3 separate regions of the Mus musculus genome follow, and regions 1 and 3 are each linked to region 2. A link is a loop called in an ENCODE intact Hi-C map of the cell type or tissue named here. Cell type or tissue: gastrocnemius. All regions are shown on one strand. Links, peaks and the distances in the headings refer to the core of each region. The heading gives the core; the rest is flanking DNA.

The links. Hi-C counts contacts between places; a loop is a spot of excess contacts. Peaks named below come from ENCODE experiments on the same cell type or tissue, not always from the same donor. Only the 100,000 strongest peaks of a DNase experiment are listed, where the experiment ranks them.
Region 1: it touches region 2 in a loop (2.1-fold over the local background); 5 of 42 quality-filtered maps call a loop at or near these places.
Region 3: a loop joins it to region 2, with 2.1 times the contacts of the local background. A loop is called at or near these places in 2 of 42 quality-filtered maps.

What each region holds. Positions count from the first base shown.
Region 1 is chr3:136,858,247-136,868,415 of GRCm38, forward strand. All of the region lies in intron 2 of Ppp3ca (protein phosphatase 3, catalytic subunit, alpha isoform), which reads left to right. Among named protein-coding and RNA genes, the nearest start is that of 1700006H20Rik, 92 kb to the right of the region's middle. In gastrocnemius, for the core only: a CTCF peak has its summit at 5,068 (motif pointing left); a DNase peak (open chromatin) is centred at 8,480.
Region 2 is chr3:136,666,751-136,676,919 of GRCm38, forward strand. It overlaps Ppp3ca (protein phosphatase 3, catalytic subunit, alpha isoform), which reads left to right and starts at 3,316. Exons shown (of 14, transcript NM_008913.5): 1 at 3,316-4,151. The coding sequence starts at 4,094. In gastrocnemius, for the core only: CTCF peaks have their summits at 3,477 and 4,082; DNase peaks (open chromatin) are centred at 1,559, 3,269, 3,651, 4,097 and 2 more places; H3K4me3 peaks cover 6,421 bases; H3K27ac peaks cover 7,649 bases.
Region 3 is chr3:136,843,785-136,853,953 of GRCm38, forward strand. All of the region lies in intron 2 of Ppp3ca (protein phosphatase 3, catalytic subunit, alpha isoform), which reads left to right. Among named protein-coding and RNA genes, the nearest start is that of 1700006H20Rik, 110 kb to the right of the region's middle. In gastrocnemius, for the core only: no CTCF peak of the experiment used is centred there; DNase peaks (open chromatin) are centred at 5,446 and 6,114; H3K27ac peaks cover 40 bases.

The sequences.
Region 1 (10,169 bases), core at 914-8,913, 190 kb after region 2:
ATACCTAAGTGGACATAAACTCAAAGACATTATGCTGAAGTGATTTTTTTTTAAAAAAAGCCATTGACTGGATTGATTTTTGCATATAGACTTAAATGATAATATTGTGTCATACGAAGCTTTCTTAAATTCTTAAAAAGTGCCTTTCTTCATGTACATAAGCCTATAAGCATTCATCTTTTTCTGGGTGAATCTAGTATAAACTTTTCATATTTTGAAGGGTTTTTTTTGTTGTTGTTGTTGCTGTTGTTGTTTTTATGTTTTCTTTTGGTTTTGTCTCTGGATGACCAAATGATCTCATTCTTTTTCTTTTTTTTTTCTTTCTTTTTTTTTTTTAAGTTTAAAAATGAAAGTTTTCCTATGTGTAACTACATTTATAATTTAGCAGTTTGTGTGACAGGGTATCACTGTGTAGACCAGGCTGCCCTGGAACTCACTATGTAGACTAGACTGACCTCTAACTCAAGAGCTCCCTGTGCCTCTGCCTCCTGAGTGCTGGAATCAAAGGTATATAACACTTTGGCCACCAACTTGATTCTTCTTCCAGTGATATTTTATTGTCCTATTGAAAACTTATTTACACTTTAAATTAACGCTCAAAGTATTAGCTATCATTATCGAATTTTTAAACGATGTATATTACAGTTACTTTCTCACTTCTTCTAAACCCCTAATCAACCCCAATTGCCTTCTCTGCCCTACTTCCTCGTAGTCCCTCCTCCCTTGATGTTCCTCCATTTCCTTTCTGCTTTCAGGTCTTTGATGACCTTTTACCCTCTCCTTACCTTTCCTCTAACTTTTCACCTCTCTAAAGTTCTTCATTCTATTTACTTCATCTTTGTGCACATGAACATACCTAAGACACACTATAAAATAGGATCAGCCTATGAGAGAGAACATGGGGTTTCAGTCTTTCTGAGTTTGTTTAAAAAATGCATAAAAATTAAATCTGTAAATTGACAAATTTTAGGAGTATTACAACTAAAAAAAAAAAATAGATGACTGACTTTTTTCCTCAGTCAAAAGATTTTTTTTTGAACTGAGTTTTCCAAAGAGCTAAGAAGAAATATTTCTTTCTTTTTTGGAAAATCCATTTGGTGAAATGTCATCCATTTCTTTTCTTTGCTGTGTCACTTCCAGCTTTTAAAACATTACCACCATTATCCAGCCACAGAGGAGAGTGCTCATATAAATGAGTTTTGCTGCAAAACAAAACTTGACTAATGGGTAACTGTCATGGGCCACCAGCTAAAGAGCTGGCAGAGACCACCGAAGCCATTGGAGATAGTTCCGCCTTTAGAAAAAAGACTGGACAGTAGGCATCAGGAGACCTCATCTCTGTGAAATGAGCCATGGCAGCTGTCTGTAAGTGGTAGCATGCATTTTGATCGGAAGGAGAAAAGCACAGAATGAGTTTGTATGTTCTATTCATGGCTACAATGAGTACAGAAGGGCCACATATTTATCTTAATCTTGCAGAATATCCAAAATTGTTCTTAAATAGACAATGCTCTACCTCAGCCATACCTTCTTAGCAAGCATACCATCTACTAAGAGTTTTCTCTGTCTCTCTCTTATATTTTTAAAGCCCATAAAGTAACCGGGCAGCATACTTACAAATGAGGTAGTTGTTGCCTTTACAAAGACTAAATAGCCTGACCCAGTTCCACAGGTGGTAATTTACAAAGCAAGGTGGCCCCAGCTTGGAAATCACTATCAAAAAAGAGTGAAGTGTGAATGTCTAGGGGAGGGAATTGGGAAGAGCAAACTCAAGTGCCCATGCATTCTTTAGATAACGAATGCTGCTCTGGGGGAGTGAACAGGAAAATAATCGAGAGAGATGGCCTAGTTTTTTGTCTAGAGTAAAACACAGGAAATTAAAATAAACCAACTGATAACAGTTATGAAGTAAATGAGCGAAAGCTCTGAGTGAAGGGGGATGGCTTTGACAGCCAACCTTTGTTCCGTTTCTTTGTTACCTGGTCAGGTTTAAGTGTGTAGCTACTGTTAAGTGGTTTCCTTTGAGGAAGGTTCTCTCTGGGGGTCTTATTTTGACTCATGAAGGAACAGTAGGAAGGAGATAAGCGGGTTTCTCCGGAGTCAGTCACTCCGTTGGATGGAAGCTGGACTGCTGCTTGGGCGCCAACTCATCCATTCTCAGAATCTCTGTTCTTCTTTTTGCCCTACATAGCTCTCCCCAGGAAGAAAATAGACATTCAGAAAAACAAAAAAGGAAATCTGTTGTCACATTTTTATTATTTATTTATTTATTTATTTATTTATCTATCTATTTACTTATTTAAAAGCACAAAGCAGACAGACTGAGATGGGCCAGGATGGAATGCTAAGCCATTGCAGTATGTCTCTGTTCTGGTTGGAGTGAGGAAAGCCTGTGTTTCACAGTGTTCGTGGGAGCTTGAAACACAACATTATTTTTTTAATTAAGAGTATTAGCATTAACTTATTAATAGTAAATTGAGTAATTGTATGTGTTTAATAAATTCATAAGCATTAGGATGGAACTGTATCAGCTCATGGTGTTTATATGATGTTGATTGATGATGACAGTCAAAGACTCAGTGAGCTACTAAAGGTAAATAAACTGCAGTGTATCAAGTAACCTTCAGACGTATAAATAATGATGATGTGATTTTATGAATGCCAGATGTGTTATACATACATATTTACATATTTGTTTTATGCCTTATCATAGAACCATTACTGTGATTTATATAATTCTATAATGTCATACGAGCCTTTAAAATTTACACATATTTTCAGAAATCTTGAATGATGATGAGACAGAAAATGAGTAATAATGCATAGAACAAGTGCATTCTTAAAAAAGTTTCTCTGACAAGTTATTATATACAATAAAATCAACTAAAAAATTGGAAAATAAGATTTCAACAAAAGAAAGCAAGAACACTCATTGAGGGGAAAATACATGAATATAGCTTTCAAATTTTTATATTTTTATACTAGAATATACCTCATCTCTAATCTCCATTGATATTACACGTATGTGTTCTTTCAGTAAATAATATTAAAATGCAGACTGGTTATCTGTCTGTCTGCTGTCACTTATGTATGGAGATTTATGAGGTTAGTGAAGTATTTGGTGATGGAGGATAACTTTTGTACCAACAGCATATTGTGTCCTTGTTCCTTCAATTACCTCTTTCTATTTCCCTTTAATATCCCATGGCAGATTATTTATCTTCCTAAAACAGCTTTGGGAAGATGCGAGGGTTGAAATGAGTGTGTCCAGGCTTCACTAAAGCTGTCCCTTTGCATCTGATTCTCGAGATTTCTTTTTTATTCTTTTTCTAGATTTAGCCCATTTTAATTGGATTCAGATTTCTCATTATTGTTCAAAGGTATAAAACAAGCCTGACCCGGTTAAGAATTTGTTTTCTATGGAAATATATCCATTATTTGAAATATGCCACTTTGGAGAATTAGAACCTAGTGGGGTTTTTGTTGTGTTCTCTTTTTGCTTAGTTTGCAGTTGATGTTTTCCAGGTATTAGCACTGCCATCCCAAAGTTCTCAACTTCTCAATAATTTTTTCATGTCTCAAATTCACATACGCTAGTTAACAAGCCATGCCAATGGTTGCCTGGCTGGTTTGTAGTTGAACTTCTCATCCACCAATGATTAGTTAAACCTGGATTACCAGCAGGAGGAAGTGCAGTGCCCCCTGAGGTGAACTTTTAGCATAGCCTTTACATGCAAAACTTTTCCTTGGAAAATTGCAGATTTTAGAAACACAAACATTTCGATAGAAAAAAAAAATAAAGTATTTAAAAAACCAGTAAGTTCAATAGGTTAATCCCTATTGCTGAGAATGAAACACACTGTCAGTTCCCTGACATCAGGGCCTTTGGACATTAGGGGAAAACACGGGCTTCCAGTCCTGGCACTCAGAAGGCTTCGAGTTTTGTGTAGAGGGGTCATGCCTTTTCTAATGGGAAAGTTGCCATGTGGTTTGGTACAAACTGGAAAACTTGCCGAAGAGCTCTATCATTCAAGCCCTCAAGCTGATAAAAGTCAGTATTTTGGAGGCACTGAAAGGTCTCTTTAGAAAAATAATGAGTCATGAATTAAAAACATTTCACTCGTAAATCATCGTACCAGTCCAATCCGGCTAAGGAACTTTGAAATATTCGTCCTCAAGATTTTAGGTTTGACTGTTATTTATCTTCTAGTTTTTGACAGTTTTGGAAAAATAAAATAAAAACAGTATATAACACGGTGTCTTTTGACATCCTAATTGGTATAATCATTCTTCATCCTGAAACTTGGTGACATTATAAACACCTTGCTCAGTCTATGAGTGTGGTGTTGACTCTGTGATACGCTTGATAGGTTCCTTCTAAAGGGGTGAGTAAATAAACCCATTGTGCAGGTCTGCACCCAGTCAGAGCTATTCCACATCAACTTATCTGAAAGTGTGTATTTTATATTTCATTTATTACGTGCCTTTGACCAAGAAGTGCAGCTTTATCGGAGCCTTTTCAAGGAGTTATTTACACTGCACTTTTACTGGGCTTTCCCTAATCTGAGTGTGGTCAGTGCTAGCAAGGTTGGCTTACATTTTCTAATGCCAACATTTAATTGCCAAGAAGAGCTCTGGAACAATAGGATTCTTTTAGAACTAATTGAGCTGTGATGTGAACAGTCTGCTGTGAACACTTGCTAAGTGGATTTAAATGTGCAGACCTAACACACATGTGATATAAGTACAGTTCTTGTTTTGAAAACCAGTGTGTCTGGCCAGAAGGTACAAGGCAAATTTCATTCACCCCCGGATGCTTCCATCTTGTCACGCTGGCCTTACTTGTGATTTTGTTCTCGGTACCTTGTCAGACTCACTATACTGTGCCTTTCCTTCTCTATAGAGAAAGGTCCTAGTTAGGGACCCTTAGGTTCGCCCTGTGACCAATCCATCTTCCTGCTTTCATATCACAAGTTTGCTCAGCTGATCCTCCTCTTCAGGACTCCTTTGCCATATTGGATAGTGGGTACATCGCCCATGCTTCATGGTATGCTTCAAGGTCTCTGACAGCTTTACTGCCCCCTAATGCCTACATGCCTACTTTGCAGTAGATAGTATTGTCTACACATATTCTCATGCATTTATATTTATTTTAATATACATGCAAACCCTCGATGCCTAAGGTATCATAGATAAACAACTTTCTAGCAAGGATATCAAATGGAGAAAAACTATGGCCGTCTGTTAAAAAATGAAAGGAAGGGAAAACTTTTCATGTCGTTTCCCACCCTGCTTCCCCCACTTGACAACTTAAGAGGAATCATCTTAGATCAAAATCATTGGTCGCAGTCATGTGTGAAATTGGTCCAATACAATTTTCATAAAGCTTGCCAAGAATCATGAGTGAGGGGGGAGCAATATTAATAGGCAATTATAAAAGAATATTGCTTTGGTCTTTTTTCTTAGTAGCTGATTATCAAATCAGCATGCATTATAACAGAACTAGTGTATAAGCAGGGCTTTTGGTCCTCGATGCGCCATGACCCTCTACCCTGAATATTGTGAATAGCAGTACTCAATGCTCTGTCACTCAACCTAGGAAGAACATGATAGGGACAGTGATGGCTTCCCTTCCTTCTCATTTGTTTACAGTACTTTCTGGTTCCTACTTCTCCTGTCTAAAAACAAATGGTACACTAGTCTCTGGAAAAATAACCCTTATGATGTAACATATCAGGTAACTAGTGGATATAATAAGCAGTGGCTCACCCCAAAATATTATATTCTATTTTGGCATCTTTATTGTGTTAATTTTATTATTAGTGTTCCCAATGATTCTCAATGATTCCCAATGATTTCTGCCGTCTAATTTTCTAAAAGGTCGGAGAGTTAGCTTACTATCTCTTGAAGATGGAATTTGGGTGGTATTCAGCTCAATATATGGATATTATATCAGAATACTATTATTTACCTTGTATTTCTCTATGACTGGTGATTTTTGCTGGATCTCTTAATTGGCTCATAGCTTTGAGTTCCAGTGTGAAAGTTAGATTCGTTTGTACATTGTGTAAAGATCAAGTGAGGGAAATTATCATATCTATTACATTAAAAATTTATCATTTCTTTGTGGTGTGGTCAGAACCCTCTCTTCTGGCTGTTTTGAAAAGTACAGTACATTATGGTTAACACTTTTTCTGACTGTGCAGTGCAATGCATAATTCATTACTCTTCTGTTGAGCACTCCTGAGCCAGCCTCTCTCACCTCATAGGTCTATCAGTGTTGAATCTCCCTCCATTGCCACCCCACCCTCACACACTAGCCATTGGGGATGTGAAATAAATAAGAGGAGTACAAGGGAATAGACCAGATAGATGCATGCTTGTGGAATCAACTTGCCTTGATAATGTAATAGGACATTCACAGTAAGTGCAGTGGAATATAATAGGATCTAGTCTCCTAAGGAACTGTGACTGATGGCAAAATGCCAAAGTTGCTTTGGGTATCAGATGGTAACTATTATTTATGTATTTCATCTAAAACTGATGTTCAAATGTATTCTCTATGGACCAGAGAAGGGTCTTCCTTAAGCTTGTTAATAAGGTTACATCTTGGGAGATTCTGATGGAGCCAGGAGAGGTAGCCACTCTAAGATGCTTTCATCTGGCTCCGTTCTTGACACATTCTATTTAGAGTGGTTGAAGGCTTTGTCTTCCACTGAGACAAACTCCACAAAATCATTGTCATGCCTCCTGACCCCAAGGGCACCTCAGAAAATTCTCTGATTTCCTAATGGATTTCTAAATGAAGCTTGGCCCAGGTACAGTGGCAAGTGCCTGTGTGCCTTCTGGGAATAGTCACTACTGTGGCCCCTGGCCATGCAGTGAGCAGGGCCACTGGCTACCCATTATAGCAGAAGATCTAATCCACTGGGGGAAAGACTGGGGAGAAACATAAGACAAATAAGTCAGGCAGGTAATTACTGACATTGATAAACACTGTGAAGAGACTACAAACCAGGAGGTTGAAGGATGGGGGAAGAGAGAAGCCCCTTTGTGTAAGATAGTATGGAAAGACTTTAAGCATATGACATGCAAAGTAGGCAGTAGGGAAATCTGAGGGGGAAAACCTGGCTTAAAAAATATCCTAAGTGCTCTTGAAAATCCTTAAATGTCCTTATAAAAGGTTTCTGTTTCTTGGGCATGCTTTATTTGAGTTTCTGTTTTCTTTGGTTGGGCTTTAACATTTTAGTTGTAATTATGTGTGCAAGATGTTTTCATTTGCTGATGGCTGTCGTAAGTGGCTGCATTTGTAACAGTGTGGTATGGTGTTATGAGGTAAAGTTGGTGACAATGTGAAAAATCACAGGAGTGAACGTATGCCCAGGTGCTGGGTTTTTAATGTTTGGCTTATAAATAATTATTCCCTCTTTTTTTTAAATGTCACCGTGATCCAATAGTTGTGGAGGTCTTTTAAATCACCATTAAGGAACAAGCAGAGCTTAATTTTATATTATATAAATTTACATTCAGGATAATAATGCTTCTACATGTGGACAAAGGAAGTTTATAATTTTTGAGCCGTCTAGAACTTTTCATCACCTACTATAATTTTTAATCATGTACCTTTGTGTGTGTGTGTGTGTGTATCAATGTGTCAGTGCAAGCATGCAGGCATGGTACATATTAAATAGATGCCTACCCTAGATGTCTACCCTCTCTTTCCAGCTTGAGATATGATTTTACCATTGCATATACGAGGCTTTCTGGCCTCTGAGCTTCTGGGAATTCTATTTCAACCTCTAATCTCATGTAGAAGCACTGGGATTAGAGTTGCTAGATACCACAACTGGTCTCCTGAACATGGTTTCTGGGAATCCAGACTCAGGGCCGCACATTGATGTGGCAAGCTCTTTACCCACTCATCCATCTCCCAAAACTGCTCATCATGGATTTTTCATGCTAGTTTCCTAACTGCTCCAGTTGCGTCAGATGCCAACAAATCCTTCATTTCTAACCTGTGGTCTACAGCTTCAGTGGATATCCTGGTATTTCCATCTCTGACATGGCAAAGTAAAACCAATTACTCTGGAATTTGCAAGCATGGTGAGGAATTGCAATAGAAATATAAAGTACCAGAAGGGTGTAGGAAGGGCATGAGAGGAAAACAGGCCAATGCTTTGGGATGTGTCCCGAAGGCCTTCCTTCCAGCTCCAACCAGGAAAATCCCTTCAGCCTGAGATCTTGACATTCCTGATGTAGCCATTTAGAAACCGTGCTTGATGTAACATTTGTCAGGTTCTTACCAAAAATCCAGAAACTCCTAAGCCTCCTGTTCCAATATTAACATGGTTAATCACACAAATAATCTTTTTACGAAATGGGGCTCATGTCACAATAATTTATATGTAAGTATCTTGTGGTTCTGAGACCTTGAGTAACTTGCCTAAGGCCATTCTGATCGTGAGGCACACAGCAGGAGGTGGGCACTTGGTGGTCAGGGGGCCATGCCAACAAGTGTGGTTCCACATTTCCTTTTGTGGTTCTCTTGGGACTGTTTTGATTTGGGGATAGTTGAATAACAGCCTACGGTGATGATTAAATTTGTTACTACCATAAATGTTTGGAGCCTGTCTTACCCTGTCATGTAGCTTCATGTTTTCTCTGAATCTTTTCCAGTAACCAACCCTCATTCCCTGATGGGGACTCACTATACAAAAGGAAGCAGTTGCCAGGCAGAATAGAGATATTGGTATCACAGTCATTGACATTCAGTAGTGTTTCTTGCTTTACTGCGCAGGTTTAGTAACAGACATGTGGACATACATTTTCTAGACAAAAACTGTCTTTCCTTTGAGTTCTGCATTGATCCATACATAACAGGTATAAAAGTCCTTCCAACTTGGGAAAACTTGGTGCTTGCGTAAGTAACAACACTATCTACAAAGTAGTGTGAGTAAGGAGGACCCTTACTCCTTGTTAGCTAATGAGTTTTAGCCTTGCCTTTTAAGCATTGTAGTAAAACATAAGTCAGTTACGTTTTTAAAATACAATCTTTGTTTTTATTTTTATTTTTTATTTTTTGAGCTATAGCTCTCTTTCCACTGCTTTTGCTATTTTGTTTTGTTTCCACATAGGATTTCACTTGTTGCTCTGGCAGGCTTTGGATTAAGATCTTCTTGCAGCAACCTTCTGAATGGAAGAGGTTGCAAACCCTTAGGTTTGCAGAGATGTTTAAGTACCTTCCCATGGACACATGGCAGTCTGTGTCCCTGAGCCAGCTTTCTTTGCCTGGCAGCATTTGACCCAAAATACTCTCTTTTCTTTCTTTGTTCTTGAAACCTTCATGTTATCCTAAGAAGAACACGATGTGCTCAGTCTCAGCCCAGATTCCTCAGTCCTTCCCAATGAAGACCCAGTTGTGAAAGATACAGCTGTAACAATATAAATGTGCTTGCTTGCTTATTAGTAATCTAAGATGAGATGTCATTTCAAGAAGCGACAAGTACATTTCTAATAATTGACTCTTGCTAAAGGGAGGGGAGAGGCTAAAGTGGAATGTCGGGAAGGTGGCCCAAACACTCACAGGATTCGATTATGTGGATCATTTTAGTAGTCCAAGGGTTTGAAACACAGACATCACAAAACATTGCCCACCTTTACCTGTTTCATAGCCATTATCTGTTCATGGTGGAAAATAGGGTTGCACAAGTCATTTAAATTTCATGTATTGATTTCCAGTTGTCTCATCAATAGATGCTATAGTAGGAATGTAAGCCTCAGCCTGCTGAATAGTGAGCTTCAGCATAGCTTAGTAACTTGCTTGAGATTAAAGCACACAGTGTGTTAAGGTACAATTGCACTGATGTGTCATTCTATGAAGAAACATCCACACAATGTCCATTATTTAAACATAATATGTTCCAAAACAACAAATAATATAAGCATGTACATAAAAACAGATAGTGGTTGAGAAGAAAAGTTTTTAATGAAAATAATCTGAATTTAAGCCCTAATTATTCATTTTTGGCAGTGACCATGTCAAACTACATAACATGTGTACAGTGTCTCCTCATGAAAACACAGTATGGTGGGGGGTTTTTTGTTTGTTTGGTTGGGTTTTGTTGTTTTGTTTTGTTTTTGAGGATTCCCAACAGTTATAGAAGTAATAT
Region 2 (10,169 bases), core at 932-8,931:
TCCATTTGAAAGTTGCCTTGGTCATGGTGTCTGTGCACAGCAGTAAAACCCTAACTAAGACACTCCATCAATCTTCCAGTACATAACTCTTTGTGGGAGCAGCGCCTTACACATTGATCCTTGCAAGGATAACTTATCTGTAAGACCTATGCATCAAGACTAAAGGGAATTATCTGACTGAATCCTTTATTCTTCACATTTGTTGAGAAATGAGCCAGTACTTTGCACAGTTGCTCAAAACATAACTGGTACATGAATTGTTTGTTTACAGAAATGAAGATTAGATGTTCATGTATTAAGACAGGTGTGAATGTTTTTAGTCTCTTACATAACACTGAGGTAGCACTTCTGTATCTTAGTACACAGTTTACTTTGGAATAAAATAAGCAATGGCTGTATATTAATTTCCTAATGGATACATCGATAAATCTTAGCGACTAACACAGAAATGACTATTTTTTTTTTATTTAAAGCCTCATGCAGTCTTTCTAAGGAGGTGATCAACAGTTCTTGATGTTGTCATAATAAGACTTGTCGCTATTTGATACTCTGTCTATAGCAGGGTCTTAGAAAGCTCTGTATTCAGCTGAAGAAGCTTACAGATGGAAGGGTGCGTATCATTGCTCCATCACTCTGCTGGCATGTCACAGACAGCTTGGCCCAGATTATCAATACCAAGAACTAATCGCATGGACTCATTATGGTTGGGCTGTGAAAGGGAATTCCAAACAGGAAAGCTGCTTCCTAGAGATAATTAAACAAAGGAAGGAAAAGTGTATTATTTTTTGTAGTGTATGAAATGTTGTCTTTTATGACTTTTTAAAAAATCTTTACTTTCTCTTCATAAGCAAAGGACATTTCCAAAGTCAGCTCCTGAAAACTGAACCTGTCACAGTGAAAATGTGAGTTCCAAATGTAAGCTAATCTTTGTCAGTTTGAATATAGTCAAGAGCTGTTTGGGAACTCTAACAGGATTTAAGGAGAAAAGGAAAGGGACAGCTATAGCAGAGAGCTGGCCATTGGAAGGGATGACTGGCTATCTGGTTGACTAGGCCGGGTGTCTGGACCTAGCTATTCCTTGGTTGGCATTGTCCTGTATAGTACTTAAGAATCCAACTTTACTTAATATGCATCTACATTACAGTGCTTAGGGAAACACACGCGCGCACACACACACACACACACTAAAAGTATTTGATGATAGAAAGATGTGCTGTGCAAAGTGATTACTATTTGTCACCCCCTCCCCCCCCCCACACACACCTTATGTGGACTTGGGATGGACTGAAGGGTGTTTCTGAAAGGTCTACCTTTAGTTCCTATTTCTATTATCAAACTTTTCAATGTGTTTGATAATTTCAGCCCCTGATCCTAGCTCAAGGATGCCTTTCCTATGCCCAGGGGAGAGCTACTCTAAATAACAGTTGCATCTGTGAGCAGCGTGGGGGTGAGGGAGTCTTGGCTTTCAAAGTGAGGATCCCCAGATAAGGTTTCCTGGTCTTTCCTGAAGCAGGCCCTGCTCACCCACAGGTCTTGGCGTCCTTCCCTCTCTTCCAGCCATCTGGCCAGGGACCAGCTTCCCAAATCTGCCTTGGCAACTAGCTCTGCTCTAGCCCAGGAGGCTGTTTGCAACAACCCCTAACTGAGGAGATTACAGAGTCCTCTTGTAGATAATTTCATGTTCCCTGAAAATTCCACTGGGCTATATAGATCTTATTGAAAGCAAGGACCCTAGAGGTGGCAAATTTAGCAGCAGAAATCTGGCCACGAGGGCAGCCTCCCTTTGCGGATGGGATGTGACCATCCACTCCATCTCTCCTTTTGACTGGCAGGCTAGCCTTCTCACATCCTCTGTCCTAAAATCCTTGAGGCTACCTAGTTGTCATGCCCCAGAGCCACCAATTTGCTATTAAATTTGTATTTTTTTGGACTTGAGTTTCATCTAATCCCTGTGGCCAGATCAGTTCTCCTGGCTCCATCTCCTAGCTTCCTAAACTCCCCCCCCCGCCCCCTCCCAAGACAGTCCTGGCTGTCCTGGGACTCAGTCTGTAGACCAGACTGGCCTGGAACTTACAGAGCTCCTCCTGCCTCTGCCTCCCAGATGCTGGGACTAATGGAGTGTGCCTCCAGCAGCTTCCCACACCTTTTTGTAGGCCCTTTATTAAGCTTACAGTCCAATTCAGGAAATACGAAAACCCTGATACTGAAGGAATTTGAAAATAAAACAGGAAGGACAAGGGTGAGAAATTTATTCAGCTCTCTTCATAATTTCCTTGCTGGTCCTTGGGGTTGTGGTAGGCCAGGGGGAGGGCTGTGCCCAGAAGATATTTTGTTTGTTTGTTTGTTTGTTTTTTCGAGGCAGGGTTTCTCGGTATAGCTCTAGCTGTCCTGGAACTCAGGAGGCAGAAGATATTTTGAAGAGCATTTCATACACGGTCCCTTATTTTCCTTCTTATGAGGGACTTGTGAGAAACTGCAACAAGCCAAGGCCCTACATGCATCTTGATCACTGAGTGACTGACTGGAAGGAACAGGAAGAAATTTAGTGTCACCTATCGCCACCAGTGACTGCTAGCTCCTGTGAACAGGGAAAAGGCGACCTCTCCCGAGTCTTTCTGACTCCTCTTATCTCCTAGGGCATCCAGGGTCACTGAGCACAGCCAGGGTCGCATAGGCTCCAGTCTGTTCCCATCCACCTTGGATAGCTAGCCAGCCAGCCACCGCGTCCCGCAGCGCCCCAAACACACTTTCGTTTCTTCCCGTGAAGTTGTGCACGCGTCCTAACCACCCCACCATCAGTAATCCCCGTCCACCTAGCTCAGGCAGAGCTGCCTCCCCAAGGTAAGCTGTTTACTCGTCGCCTTCCTTGGCGATCCTCCCTGGACAGCTGCGGCAGCGACAGCAGCTGCGCCGCGGCCGGGAGCGTCCGGCGCTCCTCCTTCCTCGGTCTCCGAACTCACTACTGCGGGCCACTCACACACTCGGAGCGGCCGAGACCCACCCGGGAGTGTGTGCAGGACTTCGGGAGTGGGCAGGCGCGGGGGCACGCAGCAGCCCAGCTCCTCCCGGCCCCTACTCCCAGTCCAGCCTCCCTCCTCCCTGCCCACTCCAGTGACACTTGAGCGGTCACAGGGCGGTGGAGGCAGCAGGCCCACGGGACTGACTGGCACCCTGAAGAAAACAGAGCAGGGGGCGGGGCGGTCACCCAGACCACCGCCTTAGCGATGAGGGACGCGCTCTCCAGCCAATGAGCTTGCGAGGTGCAACGTGGGGCGGGCCCTAAGGCGGACCCCGAGGAGGAGGTGGCCAGGGCGCTGGAGGCGGGGGCGGTGAGGAGGAAGGGGAGGAGGCGGAGGCGGGCGCGGTGGTGGCGGCGGCCGGCGCGGCGGCGGAGGCGAGGTTGTGCCCCGGACTGTGTCCACCGAGCTCAGCGGCTGTTGCCTGTGCGTGGAGAAGCAGCGGCGCCGCGAGGCAGAGGAGGATCGCGGACGAGCGCGGCGGCGGGACGTCTACGGCTGCCGCGGCCCCGGCGGCGCCCGGCGACAATCGGCGTGGGGAAGCAGCGGCGGCCGCAGCGGCAGCCGCCTCTCCAGCACCGGGAAGCCGAGGCGCGGCTGGCGGCGCTGACATCCGCGGCCCTGCCTCTCCTCCCTCGCCCCCGGCCCTCCCCATGTGATCGGTCTTAATCCCGACCGTGTGCGCGCGTGGGGGCTCCATTGCGCGGCGCCCGGTGTCGGTGCCGGGGTGGGTGCTCGCGTGTGCTTCTCCTCCCCATCCCCCGCCCCGTCCCCAAGAATAAAAGAAGAACCGGGAGGCGTGCTCAGAAAATAAATAAATAACCAGCACACACGCGCAGCCCGGAGCGAGGCGGCGGGGCTGGCGGCGGCGGAGGAGGAGTGAAGGCGGCGGCGGCGGAGGAGGGACGCGCGGAGCCGGCAGTAACTTTCGAGCCAGCCCAGAGCCCAGAGCTCCAGCCGAGCGGTTTGCAGCGCGGCGGCGGCGGCGCTGAGTGTCTGGCCCGCCGGTGCGGTCGGGGTGTGCAGTCGGACGGGACGAGCAGCGCGTCGCTGTCCCCCCCTCCCGGTGGCTGGAGATGTCCGAGCCCAAGGCGATTGATCCCAAGTTGTCGACGACCGACAGGGTGGTGAAAGGTAAGCGCAGCGCCGCGTCGGCCCGGGGTGCACCGAGTGCCGCAGGCGACTGTCCTCCCCTCCCCCGCCCCGGTCGTCCCTCTCCGGCTAGCGCCGGGGACCTTCTAGGATCTCCTGCAAGAGGCGATCCCTTCCTTCGCCGCGCCCTGCCCCCACACCGCCCACCCGGCCCTAATCGGGGCATTTATTTTTATTTATGTATTTATTTGTTTGTTTTCGTGGACGGGGGGCAGCAGTTGGCAAATGGCTGAGTGGCTGGGAGGCGGTGGCGGGGGTGGCGGTGGCGGGAGGGGGCGCCCGGGGGGGGGGGTGACTGCTGGCAGGGTGTAGCTGCTGTGACAGAAATAGGAAGTGGGTGGCTGCTCGCGGGCTTGCATGGGATCGGGTTTATGGTTTGCTCTTTGTAGAGGGAGGGGAGGTGATTTATGGCTTTTAAAAAATTAATAGGGCATTTTAATGTGGCCATGGCTTGCCGCGGACTGGCTCGCCCCGGCACATTGCTCCAGGCGCTCCATTGCAGCAGTTCCCTGGGCGCCCCCTCCCCCTCCGCGGGAAGGGCCTGCACAGGACTCGCGAGAGAGCGGGAGAGCGTGGGGGGAGCCCAGCTCCGGCTGCCGCGCGCCGCGGGGGCGGGGGGACCGGGGCCGCGTGGGGGCAGCTCCAGGCGGGGGACGACCGGAGCCCCCGCTGCCGCCCCGGGATTTCCCCGCAGGCCTGGAGCGACGCGAGCGGTGGCGATCCTCTGTCGACCTCCCTTGCCACCCACGGCTGACTGCCGCCGACCTGTCATTGCTCTTAAAGGGTTCCCCGCTGGTGCACACCTTTAGGGTGGGAAGCTCACCGTGCTCCCTTCCCCCAAGCTCCTAGCACCCCCTTGGTTACGGGCTATTTGGTTGTCTTTATTGCTAGGGGTGATTTGTATGTGTATAACTGGCAGGGATGGCTCTGGGTTGCTGGCTAGGAGAAGCCAGGGGGATTCGTGGGGTGAGGAAGGGGACAACGTGGTTGCCCTTTCTATCCCCACCATCCTCACTGTATTCCAATGTGGAACGGGGAAGAGGAACTGCAGATTCGAAAGGATTAAGTAGTGACACTTATTCTTGGGGTCAGGGTTCTGAGCAAAGCTGAGATGGGCACTAGCCTGTGCAGAGCGGGCCTCTGAAACTGGAAGGAGTGATGGGGGCGGTGTGTGTGTGTGTGTGTGTGTGTGTGTGTGTGTGTGTGTGTGTGTGTGTGTGTGTGTGTGATCAGAAACAGTATCTTATGCAGCAGAGCACTTAGCTAGAGTGCAAAGCAATCAAGTCATTTGCTCCAGGAACACTTAGGTGAAAGTAACCCAGCGCCCTCCCTAAGACATGATCCATGTTCTTTGGAGCTTTAGAAAGGATACTCGCTCCTACGTTTGCTCAGATTTTAAAGTTTTGAGTTGTGTTGTGCTGTGCTGTGTGTGCGTGCGCGCGTGCGTGCGTGTGTGTTATGTTTTCTTTTGTGAGAGAATAAAATATTTTCTCTCCTTTTGGTTATGTTGGAACCATTCCTACTTAAAAGTAGGATTCATAGAGCCGTCAAAATAAAGATGGAATAGGAAAAGCTCTGTAAAAAAAAAAGGTGATAAAGCCTCAGATGCACCGCTGTCTTGTGCAATGATCAGCAAGTATCTCCTTAATGTGTGACGTTTAGGCATAGCTCCAATGCAAAGATACTTTGTTTCCTAAACAAAGTAATAGTTTACAAAGATGATACTATGTGTTGGTAGAAAAAAAAGTCCTGTCACATTCCCTGTTTAGATGTCAAACGTGGATTTCTAAAGTGTGGATTTAGATTGTTATTGTCATCAAGTAAGCTATGTAAAACTAATTGCTTGATATGTTTACCAGTTAATAAGCAGAGCCAGTCTCCAACCATGCCATGGTTCTTTGGCCTCATGTTTCAGTGTCGAGTTTTATAAATGACTTCCTCCAGTAGTACATAGGCACACCCAGAACTCCAAAATTGTGATTTCTGTATTTTTTTCAGAAGTGATATATATGTGCGGAATGTAGATTCAAAATAGGAAACAGTACTCTAATCCCACACTTGTTTGGATAGGGATTCTACTGGAAGATTTTGTTTACAGAAAAAAAAATATTGATGACTCCTGAGTTTCAGATGGGCATGCTGCCGTGGCTTGGCTTCTCTTGGGCTTTTTTTTTTTTCCCTTCACATTTTATGTCATTGGTTTAAAAGTCCTGACACAGCTTCCAGACAACATTTTGTCATGCATAAGATTTTCAGGATTAGTATTTTGAGATGGCCATCTATTTTGATCCCTTTGAATATTATATCCCTATTTAACAAGTGGAAAGCAACACGTATGCTGAGTGGAAAAAATTTAAAGAATATATTTTTATTTTAAAATGCACATAGTATGCAGTACACGAAAACATTATTTTAGTCCCTGTTTTCTGAAACCTTTATGTCAATTGTCATTCTTGAAGTCATTTCTCAACAGAGGAAACGGTTTATCTCTGAGGAGCTATCTCTGTTCTTTAGGTCTTGTCTCCTCTTATAAAAAGTACCTGTAGCCTTATTTGATGCATATAGGAATAGTCAGAGTGGTCCTTTGGCATGCCTTGGCTTTTTCCTACAGTTATCTTTATGGCTGTGATCTGGCTTTTGCCGGATGACAAATTGCTCTTTACAAATGACTCTGTGCTTGTGGTTTTGTTTATAGTCATTTGAGGACAGCTTTCTACAGCTCTCTTGGTTTGTGCTTCAAGAGTGCAACCTTAGAAAGGTAGGTTGAGTTTTACCTTCAACTAAGGCAGTGTGGAGGCTTGTTGAGACTGCTATATCATGCACAGAGTGTTTAAACTTCTAGAAGGAAAGAGGAATGGTGGCCGAAGAGACGAACTTAAGATTATTTCCAGAAACATTACCTCAACTATAAAATCATCTGTTGCTTTCTTTGACTGTTCTGAAGTTAAAAAAAAAAAAAAAACAAATTTAAAAGTTGTTAGACTTCAGAGAAAACATTTTGGCTTTCTGTTTGTTGAGAACCAGTATAATTTGATCCATTTATTTATTTATCATTTATTGGAGCATGCAAACTATATTTGTTTGTTGTGAGAAAGACTGTATATATGTCGAGCGCTTACTTCAAACTCAAGATCCTCCTGCCTCAGTCTCCAGAGGTGGATTTCAGGAGTGCTAAACCGTGTCTGGATCACATTATGCTTTAATGCTATGCGGATACTACTGTAATCAGTAGAAGACTGAGGTTAATAGGGTAACTAGCTCTTCTCCACCCCCAACATACCCAATGGCCTGGTTCCCTCTGCAGTATACCCGAGAAGTCTATTGAGACTTTTGTAGCTGGTCACTTTGTCTGTCTTCTCTGTAAGCTTCCATTTTGGCTATAAAGTTTTGCCCTTGGACAGAAGTATTTGGAGTAGATTAGACTGTGGTGTTGAGCTTATGGCTGTGTTCTGGCTCTGGATAATTCTTTTCTCATCGTCAAATATTTGATAATGGGCCTTTTACCTTATCCCAAACTGATTATAATAATAGACTTTTCAGAGTCTGGCAGGCTGTCAGAGGGTAGATTCCTGGGAAGAGTCCTGTTGACTGTGCTCTTTTCCTCTGGAGATGTTTGCGTTTGGTTTGGGGACGATAGCTGCTGTTGTACGCACTGTCACCTTTGATCTCTTCATGTAATCAGGCACAGGTAGAGCGATTCTGGGAAGATGTCTAAGATCATAACAAGCAAGAATGCAGGAGTCAACAGACTGTTACTAAGTAATTGATGATGTAAGCCGTCAGTATTTATAGCTGAGAAACACTGGTGTGACTATTCAGACAGAAAATAAGAATTTGGCACATCACTAATGACTGTTGTATTTGCAGAAGGAAACAAAGCAATGGGCTATCAAGAAGAGCTCTTTTCAAATTTATTTTATGTACATTATAATGAATTAACTAACTAATTAATAAATTTGCTATGAGTCAATTTGTTTCATTTGTCTGGCCTTTCTTTGGAATATAGTGTAATTGATTTAAGTTCATCAGCATTAAATATCAGTATTTGGTAGGTATAGTTTACCTTAGCACTGACTGTTACGAAAGGCATTTGCTAGTATAGCTAATATGACAAGTGACATAATTATGACATGGATGATATACCTGAGTAGATAGCATACAAATTCATGCTGCTAACTATAAAATGGGTTGATATATTCAGTAATATTTACTTTCAGGATTTCTTACAAGTAAAGATAACACAATGTTTTCAAACAGTTTGAAAGAAAGGGAGATTTAGGGAAATTCCAGTGGTTCTAAATGCTATCAATCTCTAGAAGAACTAAACACAATGTTGTTGTTGTTATTTTAATGTACAGAAATGAACCTTTGCTTTAAATAGACACTATATTTAAAGATGACCAGTGAAAGGCAGCAATCTGGCAGCCTTAGAATCTAGTTAATGTGATTTATGCTGATATTGGTGTTAGGTAAAAATATGCCATTTTGAATTAGTTTATTCTTCCTGACCTGTTTAAAATGATAATTATAGGGACATAAAAGTATGACTTCCCGCTCTGCAGTCAGCTTTGACAGCTGTCATCTTAGGGTTTCCCTTATTTTTCTGTGCCACTGTGTAAAGTTGAAACTAATGATAAGGTCAAATAAAGAGTCCATTTGGAGTGCTGCCGTTGGCAAGTAGCGTTGTTGCAGTTATAGAATTTAGAGAGTCTGGATCCTGGATCGCTGTTGTGAAGGCTGTGTAAGAAAATGATGAAACTTTAGGAATTATGAAGGTAGGCAAAGAATGACTCAGCAGCAGATTTTATGATCATTAAAAAATTATTGTGTTCAACTTTCAGCAACTTACCGGAGCAGCAGTCACTTGATATTTAAGAGGGTTATGCTCAGATCTTGAAATCTTCTGTAATTGAAGGCTCTGTGTTTTAATGTAACAGGCCACCTTCTTCTGTCATGTGGCATAAGGAAGCCTGGATGTTTTCCTTGACACTGGCAGTTCCCTCACTGTTGAAGGAGAGTTACAAATGACAGCACGTTATGTGTTTTCGGGTCACTCTAAAACGGTCAGAACTGGTAATATTCAAAGCCACACTGCAGTAGCTTGCAGCGGTGATTGATTGTTTGTAACTAAAGAAATGGAGGCAGAACAGGCGAAAGGGTACAGATGAGAGGAGAATGCAGGTAAGGGGATGGGTTCTGTTCTGTGCATAAGCAGGCTCTTCTTGCTTGAGTGTAGACACTTTCTGTTCAATTTAGGATCTTTCCACATTTTCTTGCCAGTTTGCTTTTTCTAAATCACTGGCTATGTAAAAAACGTATTTGCTCTGTTTCTGAATTAGCAGAAATGGGCCATTCTGCTGATATGTTTGGGAAAATGTTATAATCGTATTTGATCTTGGCATGAGGTTACTGAAGAAATCCTGGTGAAGATGTCTTTTCTTTAAGGTGTGTAACCAGAGGCAGAAACCATACACTCTGATGAAAAGCATGTTCCTCTGAGGTTCCTGCTGGAAGCCTCTGTCAGAGTTACTGATAATGACATTGGCCAATGCTGCTCTTCTCCATGTTAATTTCTAGAGGAATTTCAGGGAAAGTATCACCAAAAATGATCACTTTTTTTTTTTTTTTAAAAGACTGTAGCTATCCAGGGAGAGGGACATGGGCCCTAAAGGGGACTTTGGCTTGTAAGCTAAGCCTTTAGTACTTGTCATTTTATTTCAGTATGCAGGTACTTCTGCCACATATATGAAATTATCACTTGAGTTTCATGTTCCTGAAGCATGCACTTGTAGTGTAGAACATATCTTCCTCCCAGTTTACAGACTCTGATGTACTACCAGCTTGGGGGCCCATTTATACTGCTAGAGTCTGAAATCCATTTTCAGTGTGTACTAACGTGGCGGAAACGAGTCTTGTCTAAGCAAGTAAATTAATGATAAAATAAAGTAGATAATTTTGAGACCTTCATAGGAAGGAGTAGGGGTACCCGGATGTATCGTC
Region 3 (10,169 bases), core at 634-8,633, 180 kb after region 2:
GACTAGACTGATAATTATGTCACCACCCAAGACAAAGACACTGTGTGTACCAGGACAGGTTTGTCTAAAAGACAACAGATTCGTCTGAGACAACAGGACTATGAGTGGGACAGCCAGAGTTACCCAGTAACAGCAGCCGCTTGAGTTTTCTAGAGCTTCCCACCACTGTCAATACAGAGAAGGTCTGTTTTAGAGAGTCCACTGTGAGTTCTGGCTTAGACTGCTCAATGTCACTGGCTGTTGTTGTGTAGCCCGCAGGAAACCATGCAAATGCATGAAGTAATTACAAAGGGGGCCGATGCATGGTGACACAGCTGGGCTAAGATTGCATTTGTTGAAAATAGAAGGGAGAGCGGCTAGACCAGTGAGGGGAACAGTAGGGACAGGACAGTGCTAGTGGAAGGGGAGGGCAAAGGACTGCAGAGTGCCTGCTTCACCTTAAGTCTTGCTTGCTGCCCCTAGAAGTGGAGTAGAGTAGCCATGGCCATGGTGTCCTGTTCCAGGGAGCCAAGGATCAGACAGATTGAGGAGGTGACGACTCACTGAGCAGCCTGCCTGCCAAGTATTCTCTATCTATAGCAAAAGGGAATTACAGAGACAAATGAAGACTTTTTAAACTACCTATTTTAATTTTATTGTTTTTATTACACGTATATCAGTATGTATGCCTGCATATGTCTGTGTGCCACATGTGTGCCTGGTGCCTGCAGAGGCTGGTAGAGGATGTCAGAGCCCCTGGAACAGGATTTACAGATAATTGTAAGTAACTATACCCTGTTCCTCTTGAAGAACAACCAGTGCTCTTAATTGCTGAGCTCTCTTTATGGCTCCACGGCTAACATTTTTTTTAACCATAAATATACACAGGTGTTTTTGGATAAGTGGAACCAAGTCCTTAGAAGTTAGGAATGAAGAGAAGGCTTAGATATGTTTGATGGAACGTGGGCTCTGTGAAAACAGGAACGCTGGAAGACTGTGTTAAAAGGGAAAGGCTTTTAATAACAGGAGACTCAGTACATGAAGACTATGCTCCCGGCCTCTTGTGTAGTAATTAAAGGATGTGCCGAATGTACCTGGAAATGGACCAGAACCTTCCTGAAGAGTACCTGTAAAAAAGGCCTAGCCAATGACACAGTAATATATATGTGTATAAGATCAGCACTGGGGTCATGGTCTGTATCCAGAGTTTGCACATCAGTCATGACTAGAGAATGTCACTCTGGCCATCATGGACTGAGGCATTTCCGTCATCAGCTGTTGACAGTGTACTTAGACTCTTGAATCTCCAACTGCCTCTTTATGGCAAAATATATTAGTCAGGATGATATGATGATGTCTTCTCTCTCCCTTGCCCCTCCTCTCTTCTCTCTTCCCTCCCTCCCTCCCTCCCTCCCTTCCTTCGTTTTTTCTCTTTCTTTCTTTCTTTCTTTCTTTCTTTCTTTCTTTCTTTCTTTCTTTCTTTCTTTCTTTCTTTCTTTCTTTCTTTCTTTGATTGTTTAATACAGTTTGGGTTTTGTTTGGTATGAGTCAGGCTCTCGCACTATAGCACAGGCTAGCCTCAAGCATACTATGTAAATTAGGCTGGATTTATGCTAACCCATTCACTGTAGTCCTCCTGCTTAACCTCTCCAGTGCTTGGGTTACCGAGCTTGTATGCCATGACTTATTAGTCTGTGTCTAGTTTGAATGATTATGTTGTGAACGTTCTTAAAGACTTAATTAGTCTTTGGATAATGAGAAAGTGAAGTTAAGCAGGAGATAAGTGTGGCACCCATAATAGAAATTCTGATCATAGGCATTACAGTACGGGTCTCAATGTCCACCAAATGTGTTTCCAGGATGCATGGCTCTCTTCTTTCTCACAGTCTCCACTACAGAGCTGCTGTGCCTTTGGGGCACTGGAGACTCACCATACTGCCTTACATCCCAAGGTCAGCTACAAACAAGCAATTACACTGTATCTCTAGATTTCTGGTGGGAAATTATAGCAAGTACAAATCAGTAGCTATCAAATTCTCTGCTTCTTCACAGCTATCTGTAGATATCCAGGGAACATTAAGTCTGCCAGTCTAGTGTATTTTTCTTCTGTCCTAAGATTATGATCAAGACCTTAAATGTGTTATCTCCTTTCTTTTTATGGCCAGCCAAGTTACAGTCAAACACACTTCTTTTTCTCCTGTGTTATTTCTTCTTTCAGTTGATCTCAAATGCTTGACAGGTATACTCGTTCTTTTCCTTGTCATTACAATGCTTATATCAAATGGCATTGTCTTTCAACACAGTAGAGACTGTAAATCATATTCACTACTTTGTGTTATAGTTACAAATCCAGCATTCATTCATTCATTCATTCATTCATTCATTCCTAACATAATGTTTCTAACATGGTCACTGATAGTTTGCTGGACTTAGGAATGAATAAAGGAGGATCTGACCTCTGGAATTATGTTCTAGTCAAGAGATGTAAGCAAAAGTATTACATATCAATGGATAAAATAGAGAATGAAGAGATATCTCAGTTGTTAAGGTCTTTTCTGAGCAAATATGAGAATCTGAGCTTGAATATGTATTCTCTATATAAAAGCTGGGTGTATCCAGCACTGTGTTGATAGAAACAGAGATTTGGGTGTTCAGTGGCCCAGTAGGATACTCTAGGTTCAAGGAGAGACTGTCACAGACAAAGTGGAGAATGATGGCGGAGACACCCTAAGTCTAAATCTGGTCTAAATCCATACATGTGCACATTGATGAACACTTCTCCACCTCCACTCGGACAAACACTCACACATGCATGCTTCTACTTCATAGAGTGTAACAGATGCTCTGAAATCTAAAAAAGGGTGAGGATGGGGTTGTAAGGAGCAAGTGTGAGATAAAGATCAGAAAAGATGGAACCCCACTAGAATAAAGCAGACACATGGCTGAGGGAAGTGCTAGCCTTTGAACTAAGGAACCCTGTAAACACTGGCCACATAGCAAAGAAAGGAACTAGGTGAGAGGGACATTGAGGGTTGAGAGTGAGCTGCCAGGTATACTCGTTCTTTTCCTTGTCGTTACAATGCTTATATCAAATGGCATTGTCTTTCAATGTAACATTATGGACCATGTCTTTTACTCAGTTCCAAGCGCGGGCCCCTGTAGAATTTTGGAGTAGACCTAAGAAACACTTGTCATGTCATCTCGATATTTTGTTATCTCTGTTTCCATTATGTCTTGGCCTCTCTTTTTGAATCATGAGCAACTAAACCAAACAACTTGGTATTCTTTAACAACAAACTGCTATTAAAAGAAGTCTTTCAGATAGCCATGCTCACACGGTTCAATGTACCTCCTTTGACTTGCTTTATGAGAAGAGAATGCTAGAGACAGATAATAGTATTTATATTTATTTCCAACACGTGCCTAAAAGAAGCATGTGTCTGTAGATTGAGAGGCAGCCAGTCCCATAATTCTGCAGTTGTATACATTGAAACAAAATGTTTTTTTTTGGAACTACGCAGTAAGATCTCTATACAGTAAGGCTGATGTCATTTTCTAGTTGATGATAATGCAGTATTTATGATCTGAGCACAGATGTATTTGACTTTTACCAGAAAAATGAAAAGTAATTTTTTTCCCCTGAAGAAAACTGAAGTTAGGGAATAGGGGATTTTGTTTGTTTCTTTGTTTTTCTACAGCAGAGTTAACGTGCCTTTTCCATAGAAGATAGAGAATGGGGGACAAGAAAGTGCCCCCAGGCCTGACAGGCTGTTGAGTGACACTATGAGCTGAGCAAGTCTCCTAGCAAACCCCTAGCATGATCTTGACAACATGTGCTGAGGGTGCATTGTGTGTCTGCTGGAATGTATGTCTTGAAGAACACTGTGTGTGTGTGTGAGTGTGTGTGTGTGTGTGTGTGTGTGTGTGTGTGTGTGTGTGTGTGTGTGTGTTTAAGGGGAATAACTGAGGCATTTGTCCTAAATTCTGCTCTCAGAACCAACGTGGATGCACATTCATACAAATAATGGAAACAGGAACAGATCTGTAGGCATCTCCTTCAGCAAACAGAAATTGAATGATTACAAATTGCCATTATCCATAGGGGGAAAAAAAAGCACTGTTAAGTAATAGCATATAAAGAGGAAGGATTTGCTATAGTCTTAGTGAAATATGAGTGAACTCTGTAGAATTCATCAGAAAATCAATGCTAAAGACTTCATGTTTGACCCAAAGCTTCGATTGCATATTAATGTCATATTTCTAGAGAATTTTATAACTCCATAAGATAAATTACTTCAAAGGCATTTGGGGGGCAGGGTGGGGATGTGCCTCAGAAGTAGAGGATTTGCCTAGCGTGTATGATACCTAACCTGTACCTGTAACAACACTACAGAACAAAGAAATACACTGGGAAGGAAGCAGATAAGGGGAAGGGAGAGGGGTTTTAGATAACTGTCCATCCCATTTATCTTAGTATACATTCTCAAATAGAAATCGTTTTATAGAAGAAAAGGTTTATATTCAAACAAGTAGAAAACAGACTCAAAGCCTCTCTGCTTCTTGTCTAGTAAGTGTGGGACAAAACAAGCAAACGAGAATACACAAAACAAAGTCTGTTTTCCATAAAGATCGCTCCATCATAACAGGTTATGGAGATTCTGTTTAGGTTTACTGGATGCACATCGGCAGTCCTGTAACCCTTGTATGATGAAAGAACACATTTACTGTGTGTGGACAATGTGTGCATAGTATTAGGTCTCGTAGACAATGCAATAAGAGTGAGCTATCCTTCTAGTTCCCTGCCCATATTTGAGAGTATGAAAAATACTATGCATAGGATTAAGAGCGCTGGTCCCTCTGTAACCCTTCACCAAGATCACCTGGAATATATTAAAGCTGAGGTTTAGTTCCATTTTTCTAAGATGTTTGGCTCAACCAAAACAAATAAGGGGAATTTATTTATAACCATTTTATTTAAATCAGTTTTGATATGTAAAGTTCCTGTCTATAGCATTGTCCTAACATGTCAGTTTTAGGAGGGGTTTTTTTTGGTTATTATTTAAAAGCGATTAACCATGTTAAAGGTATATAGAGTCACGCATGCAGCCCTTTATGTTCTTCAATCACAGAATCTTAAGACTTCACATGTAACTCCTTATACAACCATATATGGACATGTGATATTTATTGTAAGTAAGGATGAGTTGTAGTAAGATAAGATTTCAGACTAAAGTACGGAGTGGAAATCACTTGTTATTATGAGTAGTAACACACACACACACACACACACACACACACACACACACACATCTTCCCCACTTTAGAGAGGACCTCTCAGAACCCATTTGGATTTTATTACTTGTCTCCAGATGAGGTGCTTGGTGGCTGGGAGGCCAAGAGTTGAATCTGCTGAGTTAACAGATGAACTCTACAGTTGCCCCCAGCATTAACTGCTTTTCCACAGGGACTGGCTGGAGTCCAGGCTGGAGAGCTCTCTGAGAGGAAGAGACAGGCAGTACCATGGTGAGGTGTTAGGATTTTGTCATTTAACCAATGAGCAAACAGTCAGTATTTCTGCCCAGAGAAGGACCATGGAAAAGGAGGCCTCTAAGATGAGTAAGATCTCAACTTTACATGTGAGACGACATACAATGGCCCATTCATGAATCAATTGTTTTATATAACATGATCATTGCTGGTATGTTACTGTTTCATGGAGGGTTATCTTCTTCCCTTCTGAAGATTGACAGGTGGGCTATATGGATGTGCCTAATCTCAGACCACTGGAGAGTGGTAATTGCTATCTTTTATCTTTGGCTTGACATATTTAGAGTAGAAGAAGATGTTAGGCAGGGGGAGAAAAATATAATAAACTGATATAGGATGATTGGCTTCTGGAAAGAAAAGTATCAGCCACACTGGACAATTTAAAATGGCCCACTAGCTGGCCACCTATGGCCACCGAGCATGGAGGACCTCAAGTACTCCAATGGAGGGCAGTCCATCCTGCTCTGGGCAAGCTGACTTTTGTTTAGGTGGATGTGGAAAGCAGGATTGTATCAAGGTAGTCCTTAGAGCAGCTGTGAAAGGGGCCTGAACGTCACCAACACACCTGGGAAGGCCTGGGCATGTTTTTGCGTCTTCTCACACCAGCTGGGCGTGGTGCCCAGGAATCACACAATCTTCTCTGCCAGCTCTGTGGATCCTAATTGAATGTGATCTTTTAGCTGTATCTTAAGGAGTGAGCTCAGTCAGGTCTATGGTTCCCTTTCCCATCTTGCCTTTCAGGACTTGGGGGAAAGAACCATAGGTTCAGAAAGAGATTGAACAGTGGTTACACTAGACAATATCAGAAAATCCCCTTTGTAATATGCCTGCCAACTTCTGTTCCATTAGGCAAATATTCATTAAGCTTCTGTTATGTAAATACAGAGGTATCTATTAAGATAGACACTTCCCTTACAATTGAATGGAATTATAATAATGGAACAGTGCCACATTCCAGCAGTTGCTTATTTTCTATTTTAACTCCTGAATCCTGAACAGACTTGAGTTGCCTGTGCTTTTGATATGGGTATCATTGCCTGTTCATGCTCAAGGGTGGATGTAGCTGTTGATGTACTTGTGCCTGAATTGTGAGTGTTGTTGGAACCATCTATATTGAATTTGATCATTATCTTCAGTGCCTTCAATACATGATATGTATATATATTTGGAAAGGCTCAGAATTAAAGCAATGAGGTACCATTGAAGAAAAAAATCACTACTGATAGCCTGTCTCATTTCTGCTTAAGAGCCTGCATATTAAAGATGACTGTAGCCGGGCGGTGGTGGTGCACACCTTCAATCCCAGCATTTGGGAGGCAGAGGCAGGAGAATTTCTGAGTTTGAGGCCAGCCTGGTCTACAGAGTGAGTTCCAGGACAGCCAGGGCTATACAGAGAAATCCTGTCTCAAAAAAAAAAAAAAACAAAAACTATATATATATATATATATATATATATATATATATATAAAAGACTGTAAACGTCCAAGCACAGGATCGACTTTTAAGCATCAAAGCCAGAAGTCCAGCAGTTAAATGAGGTTATGATACTAGAAAGTCAGAGGTTCTTGAGATATCATAGGTGAAGCTATAGACTGAAAATCATCAATAACCCTGATGCAGAAAGCCACTGTGAGGAATCAGACTCAAAAGGGAAGAGGATTTAGACCAGAATAATGTTTTCTGTAGTATATAGAGTAAATATTTTAAATGATAACCAAACATGACTGTGTTTTAAAACTGCTTAATTTAGAACCAACAGTAATGGCACATCATCTAATCCCTGATGTCTTAGGTTCACTGAATAGGATAGATAGCAATGGAAATCGCTAATAAGATGTGATAAGATATATTATGTCTTCTTCCTCTAGCACTTGTAAGGGCCACCATTCTTTCTTTGGTTTCTCAGATAAGGATATTTGTTAACTGACTCAGTCCCTCACTGACTCAGTCCCTCACATCCATTGGTTGTGGAACTACCCTCTGGTCCAGAATTACAATTTTTTGGCTGCAGATGAAGAACACTGTCAACTAATCAAAAAGGGAAAATGAGGAGATGACATGGGGCCTGATAATGTAACAATACCGACACACTGCATTCCACATGGCCTACATTCATCCATTTTGGGGTGAGCTCACTGGAGTACCCCACTGGATAATCAGCTGAACAGTTTACTTGGGGAAAAAATGTGTCCCCCTTGATTGGATCAGTGGGGCTGCCTTTTGATTTGATTCATTCTGCTCTTGATAAAACCATTCAAAGTAACAAAGTGAAGCCATCCTGGAGACTCCTCCATGGTTGGCCTCCCTAACACTTCAGAGCAGTTGTCATGTCATCTGCTTAGGTTTCCAGAACCAACACTCCTTGTATTTCTCACAAAACAGGATTTCTAAGGCCCTGCTTAGTGTCTGTCCTGCTCCCTTCATGCCTGTGTTTGGTTCCTAACTATGTCCCTCTCTGAAGATCAGCATACGCTCTTGCCTCAGAGCATCAACGTATAATTAGGGCACAAGTTGAGTTTTCACTCAGAAGAACCTTCCAGGATCTTTGAAAGGTGATGGTTCTAATGCAGCCTCCCTGCATTGTTTGTTTTTCTTTTCAACTTTTTCATGGTAGCCAGCAAGTGGATGAAGAGGCTAAACTCTTAACTAGGAGAAAAGGCAGCTGATTGAAGTCCGAGTCCTACTGTTTTTTTCTTGAGAAACTTTGACTACAGAGACTAGATGCTCTGATGGTTGAGAGGCCTGTCTGTGTGGAAGGTTGACCTCAACTCAGAGAGAGGCTGCCTATGGACTAATCCTATCTCTGCCCTTTATTTGCTGGGCAGTTCCTTCAGTGTTCTCAGTTCTCTCTCTGTTAGGTTGGGGTAATCTACAGTTTTCATGCCATAGGGTTGTTCATCTAAAATCTGTAGAAGCATTTTAAAGTGTTGACAGCTACTAGTTGTAAGAGGCAATAATATTGCTGCATTTAACAATAGCAATGGATTATTAACTAGGTATCTTCACTGAACCCCCTGGGGCTTTCTTTTAACGTTCACCCGTTTGCCTTTTTATTCTCTTAACAAAACATAAAGAAAAGTGTTCTCATACAGTTTGGAAGACTAGAGTTTGAAATAAAATGCTGACAAAGCTATCTTGCCTACTGATCCTTAGAGCATAGCGCTTCCTTGACCACTTAGAGCTTTTGATGGCCTCAGATCCCCCATAGCTTATGAGACCAGAGCTCTCATCTCTGGCTCTGGCTCCATGCTGTCTTGATGCCTTCCTCTGTATCAGATGTGCGTCTTCTTGCATGTTACATTGAATCAGGGCTCACCCCAGATGATGACCTCATGTTACCCTGATTATAGCTGCAGAGATCCTATTTCCAAATTAGTCACAGTTTGTCTACCAGAGGTTAAGAGGGGAATATAGTTCAACACATACTTTCTAGAGCGTGAGTGAGTACTCAGAATGGAATAGTTGGATGCTCCCAAATATGGAGAGGATTTGAATATGTTGAAAAAGAAGGCAGGAGATCTATGGGCAGGCAATATTTAGACATTTCACTGAAAAGTAGCATTATGAGTTGCTCAAATGAAATAATGTAGCCCAGAACTCTGCTAAGGGATAGCAGGAGTTTAGCCCCCTATTACCGAATGAAATATGGACTGGAAATACAAAGGTGAGAATAATGGTCAGCTCCGTGGAATAGAAGATGTTGTCCTACAGTTAGCATTGAGGAGCCTGCTCACTTTGGGCAGTGCCTTTCCTTAAATATAGAAGAACAGAACAGTTTGACGGCCAGGAAGTGTTAAGATACTTTTAGCAGGCTCCATGAAAGCATTGTAGACTTTAGTTGCCTGGCCAATTTCCAACACAGATAGTTATGCTTATGTAAGATGCTTTTGAAGTCTCCTAGGGATAAAAACGTGTTTACTTTCTAGTTGAAACACTTAACTGTATGCTTCTGTAGCCAACAGGGCTTTGCTGGTGGTTAAGTCCGAGTTGGTCACGTCTTGGGATGTGTTTAAAGATCTAATGGATAAAAGGTGCATCATAAATTGAGGTTTATTGGGATAATCTCTGTGCCCATCTCACCAGTTTTTTCCAGAGTATCCCCTCTTAATTTCTCAAAAGGACCATTGTAACTGCAAATGACAGATAGTAAGGCTGAACTATTAATAAATTCATCTCTTTTGTATCTTGGTCAACAAGACTTTTGTAAATACCAAATTAAGGACAACTTTGGAAAGAGAAATATGGAAAGTGTGCTCAGTGCAGGATTTTCTAGTCCTTACAGGAATTTGAATCAACGGAGATTAGATCATCCTCTAAGTGAGTTTTTATGTAGTTGTTTCATTTCCAGTTTTCCATGCCTTCCTAACACTTGATCTTTGTATGAACGCTGCTGCCACATTCAGACATGAGTCATGGTCCTTAAAGTGTTTTCCCCACATTTGAGACCTCATAGGGGATACTGTAGAAGATCAGGCTCTCTGCTCTGGCAGATTCTACATTCCAAGGCTTGACCTTCCACAGTAGTTCATTGCGTACTAATCGAGCTTTGAAGTAGGCTGGCAGACCCCTCCACACTTGGAATCAAGTTTCTACTACTTAAGTACTGCTTATCTTGACTATGCATCTCTCTCCTCTTCCCTGGG